Linked DNA regions of Homo sapiens: region 2 is linked to region 1. A link is an interaction called in ENCODE POLR2A ChIA-PET data of the cell type or tissue named here. Cell type or tissue: HCT116. All regions are shown on one strand. Region 1 overlaps NR3C2 (nuclear receptor subfamily 3 group C member 2). Region 2 overlaps NR3C2 (nuclear receptor subfamily 3 group C member 2).

Region 1 (2,500 bases):
CTTACTCAAGATGCAGAATCTTGGGCTGCCCAAAGTACACATGGCAGAGTATCTACAAGTGGAGGCTGGGAGTCTTCATTTTTAACAAACTTCCCATGTGATTTTTCCTGCACTTTAGAATTGAGAACTATCAACCTAAAGGTTCTGAATGAGATTACAGAAAGCAGGAGAAAGAGAGAAACTGAGAAAAGATTATTTGTTAACAGGAAGGAAGAGAGGGAGGGAGGGAAAGGACAGATATTAAAAATTCGGTCTACACCATGGTTTCTCAACTTCATTGACATTTTGGGGTGGATAATTCTTTGTGTAGAAATGGTCCTGTGTATTGTACAGTGTTAGCAGCATTCCTGGCCCTCTACCCAAAAGATGCCAGTAGCAATCCCCAACCTCCAATTGTGACAATAAAAAATATTTCCAGACTTTGCCAAATGTCCCTTCCAGGGGTAAAATCACCCCTGGTTGAGATTCACTGGTCTATACTAAGGAAGTTGTTAAAGCAAGAATAGTGAACTAGAAAGATCATGAAATATCTTGGGTATATAAAAAACAATCAAATGAAAACTGAAATAAGAAGCATGCTAATTCATTATGCTCCTAAAGTTAGTTTCCTTAATAACAGAAGTCATAAACTCAAAAGTGAACTCAGCATAATAAAAAAATTCATTTTCATCTTTCAAAATTTAGCATATTTCACACAAACATTTGCACTTCTGACACTGCTTGAAAAAAAATTTTTTTTGAATCTGGCAATACCTGCAACAAATAGGCCTAGGCCTGAAACTGGCCACTCCCTTTGGCATGGCAACAAACAGCTCGACCTGGACTGGCCACTCCCCTTCGATGGAGCATTCACTTCCTACCCCCATGCTTTATAGATGGGTGAATTCTATAAAAATATTCCATAAATATGTCATGGGTATTGTAAGAGATTGGAATATGTTTTAAATATGTTTATTTAAAACTTACATTTAGTTTCCTAGACGCCAAAGTCTTAGTAGTAGGGCCACACTTTTAATCTACAAACATAATTTACAAGAAACACAAGCACAAGTACACAGTCCACTAGAGAAATATCCAAAGTTTAGTGTAATCATAATATCAGGTTTATTATCACAAGACATGGCCAAGTACCCTGCCACACCCAAAGGGTGTATGTACTGACTGACAAGCACATATCCTGAATGTTATTACACTCATAAAAAAATGAGTAATGACTGGTTGATCTCAACATTCACACTCAAATCAAAATTCAAACTGGGATTTCCACAACAGGCTTCCTTACTAGCCATCCGTTAAAAAGAATATTTGTTCCTGTGACAGAACAGGGCTTCCCCTAAATGCACACTTCCTTCAGCTGTGTTGCTGCTACTGGTCCCCAAGCGTCGACTTCCTGCTGACACCACCTGGAGGTAAAAAGGTCCACACCCCTAGGTTTATGGTCTATGTCTCATCTTTGAAAGTTGCACCTCTTTCCCTATTCCATGCCAATTTAAGTGCACAATTAAACATGACTGCAATGTGAAGGAATTTCCAGGTATGAGCTCTACAGAGTTACTTCAATCACGAGTGCAGCTTCACACTCCCCAGTTATCTAGGCACACATTTTTATCAGGGATGAATGCCTTATAGCAGTGGTTCCCAACCTTTTGGGCACCAGGGACTGGTTTTGTGGAGGACATTTTTTCCTTGGACAGCGATGGGGAGGATGGTTTTGGGATGAAACTGTTCCACCTCAGATCATCGGGCATTATATTCTCATAAGAAATGCACAACCCAGATCCCTTGAATGTGCAGTTCACAATAGGGTTCGTGCTCCTATGAGAATCTAATGTGGCTGCTGATCTGACAGAAGGCGGCACTTGCCCATCACTCACCTCCTGCTGTGCGGCCCAGTTCCTAACAGGTCAGGGACCCAGTATTGCTGCCTTATAGGTCCTGCCTGATAATGCTCTCTTTTTTCAGCTGGAAGGCTTCTCTATTTCCCAGAGGTGGAGCTACACCACTGTCTTTGTGTTCACGGTCTTAAACACAGCACTGCTTATTTCCACTCTACTCAAGTGGCCACCCAGACAAGGGCTGAGGCTTCCTGTCAATCTTGAAGTTCCTGGGAAGACAGGTGTTCCTCCCACCTGAAATCAGTACAGATTCCTGACTCTGACCTTGGATTACATGTATTCTAGAAACTATGGAATCCAATAATAATTTAGTTGATAATCCCTGGGAGTTTACTGCACTAAGCTCCTCAACTAAACCTTTCATCTTAACCTACTCGTGTCGGGTTTGCTTCATTCTTGGTTTTCTTTTCTTTCTATTACCTCTTATTCTTTGTGTTTTTACATTTGTCTCGGGGGCTTATTTGTCCCTCCTTTACTGTAAGTCAACTCATCCTAATTTTCTTTTACCTTAAACCTAATGAGGTTCAAAGTTCACTACAAACCATCAAACCAGGATTGAAATTCCTGCCTTAACAGCAGCAACAGCTATCCCAACACCCCATTGT
Region 2 (2,500 bases), 54 kb after region 1:
AAATAATCGTGATGTTATCATTAACAGTGATGTGAAAGTTGGGAAGAACTGCCAAGTTTGCAGGAAGGCTTAGAAGTTAAATTTTCATCTTGTTATGTTTTAGGTACCTGTAAAATATAGGCATGGGAAGATCCTATAGGCAAATGAACATATAGAACCTAAAAACTGAAGCTAGAGAGAACAAGGTGTTGACGATGTTGATTTGGGAGACATTCACAAACATATGTTGACTCAATGTACTAAAGGGATTAAGTGAAAAAGGGAAAAGACCAGAGAGTCAAGAATCTCAAGTTAGGTGGGAAGAATAGGGATCAGAGAAAGAATGTGCAAAGAAAAAGAAAAAAAAAAACAGAGGAAAAAGACCAAACTAGCATAGACAACATGCAAATCCCTAATCTCAGGAAGAAGCAGGTTATCTTGCAGTAAATAAATGAGCTAGAGAGTCAAGAATTTTATGACTAAGAGAAAAATTGAATTTTAAAGATTTTATAAAAGAATATCTATATACATACACACATTAGTCAAAATAGAATGTGTTACACTATTTCATGATATGACATTCAAAGCACAATGATTTTGTCTATTTCATTTCCTCAGCGCTACACACAGTAAAGCTCAAAGCAAGCACTAAATAAATGTTTGTCACATAAGTGTGCAGAATGTTTCTCTCCAGTTAGAACGAGTGAGGCAGCATTACATTGTGGGGACACAGAAAAACGAAGCTCTCTCAAGTCTATGGCAAAGCCAGTATTAGTATTCCATAGCTGGAGATCATTTTACATTTGTTCACTGTTTATGAATTTCAGCAGACTCTAACCTTCAAGAAATAGTGTGGTGTGTGGGAAAATGTTTGGGCTTTGAAGTGGAACAATACGGGTTAGAATCCCAGCTCTGCCATGTCTTAGAAAACTGTGAAGCTTCTGAAAGCAACAACTTGAATGTCTTCATTTTTTAAATGGTAATACTGATAACAATATCTAACTTACAGGATTGTTATAAGGAGTAGAAGAAACATTACATCTGATAAGGCCTGACTGGATGAAGGAAATTAACAAATGTTTATTTTCCTTCTTATTTCAGGAAAGCTACATCCAGAAAAAACTCCTGGAGTTGGGATTTCAAAATCTTATTTCCATTTTATTCAAGTTATTTCCTCTTTCTGCTGCAGCAAGGCAAAACTGATGAACAAAGAGCAGCTTATTATTAGGAAGTAAGCATTAAGGAATTATAACTTCAGCGAGGATGCCATGTAAGAACTGGAACTTTAAATCTTCCCTGGACAAACTAGAAGACATGAAAATACTGCAGATGAACCATTTATTATTCCTCTCTTTCTCCTGTAGGCCTCCTGGCTTAACTAGAATGCAGTCTCTCTGACTCTCAACCCTAGCTTACTCAAGAAGCTAGAGAATCCTGTTACCAAATCTGTATGGTTCTGGCTGGACTATAGGAAACATATTGAGGTTTGGGAATTTGACGGCGCTTTCTGCTGAATGACAGGTGAAAGAGTGGTTTATAAAATTGTATGAGTTTTTAGAAAAGTTTATCTACCTCCTACCTATCAGAAAATATGAGTTAATGTTTGCTAATATAATTCATTATGAAACAACATAAAATCATGCCTCAAAAGACACATATAAAAACATAAATTCCCTCATCTTTAGAACTTTGTTTTCAAGTTTATACATAACAATGTTATGAATTCTGTAGGAGTTTAATTTTTTCTTTCCTGAAACTGACACAAATATTCATTTAGAAAATATTTATTCCCATCATCTCCTAATGAATTACAGATAATTTATGGATATTAAAATTTGAATAATTTTGAAATAATTAGAGCTTTTTTGAAAAGAAAAATCTCAATATCTCTTCTGTACTAGTAATGGAGTTACTAAGTTGCAGAAAAATGTCACTATAAAAACACAAGAAAAACATTTTTTATTAACAAAAACCACATTCCTAAGGAAATGAAATCAAGGCAAGGTACTTAACAGCAGATTCATCTTGGAGATTATAATCCTAATGTTTTCACACTCTTACTCAAACATCTGGCACTCGACTGTATCACTCACTGGGTCATTTTTCCTCTTTCAACAAGGACTTACTCATAAATGTCCTATCTTTACACAGAAGTTTACTTAACTAAGAGTAGACATTTTCAGATATCTGTAATGCATAATATATTAATAACATTTAAATAAAATATAAGCCTTTATGCTTTCCTAAGATATGTGTAATCAGAAAATAATAACACAGTACAATTTCCTTAAGGCACCTATCACAAAAAAAGTTGCTGAAAGCTTTGTACACATGAATGTTAACACCTCAAAATTTCAGTAAGATCTTAATCAAAACCAGACATTATGCTCCACTCTGGGCCTTTTGTTTAACTGAGGTAAAATGTATCGTACAATATAGTAAGTCTGGATAAATGTTTCCCTGAGCCAAGAAAGCTACCCTGTGCTCTCTCCAGCCAATCCCCGCCCACCACTAGGAAACT

What was found. Peaks named below come from ENCODE experiments on the same cell type or tissue, not always from the same donor. Only the 100,000 strongest peaks of a DNase experiment are listed, where the experiment ranks them.
Region 2: POLR2A ChIA-PET joins it to region 1 with 5 read pairs; 3 of 35 experiments call an interaction of 5 or more read pairs at or near these places.

The regions. Positions count from the first base shown.
Region 1 is chr4:148,169,786-148,172,285 of GRCh38, forward strand. The region is part of intron 4 of NR3C2 (nuclear receptor subfamily 3 group C member 2); the gene reads right to left. Among named protein-coding and RNA genes, the nearest start is that of NR3C2, 270 kb to the right of the region's middle. In HCT116, no CTCF peak of the experiment used is centred here; a DNase peak (open chromatin) is centred at 1,166.
Region 2 is chr4:148,223,801-148,226,300 of GRCh38, forward strand. The region is part of intron 3 of NR3C2 (nuclear receptor subfamily 3 group C member 2); the gene reads right to left. LOC102724672 (a long non-coding RNA gene) reads left to right here. Exons shown (of 5, transcript XR_007058324.1): 4 at 1,081-1,249; 5 at 1,344-2,466. Among named protein-coding and RNA genes, the nearest start is that of NR3C2, 220 kb to the right of the region's middle. In HCT116, no CTCF peak of the experiment used is centred here; no DNase peak of the experiment used is centred here.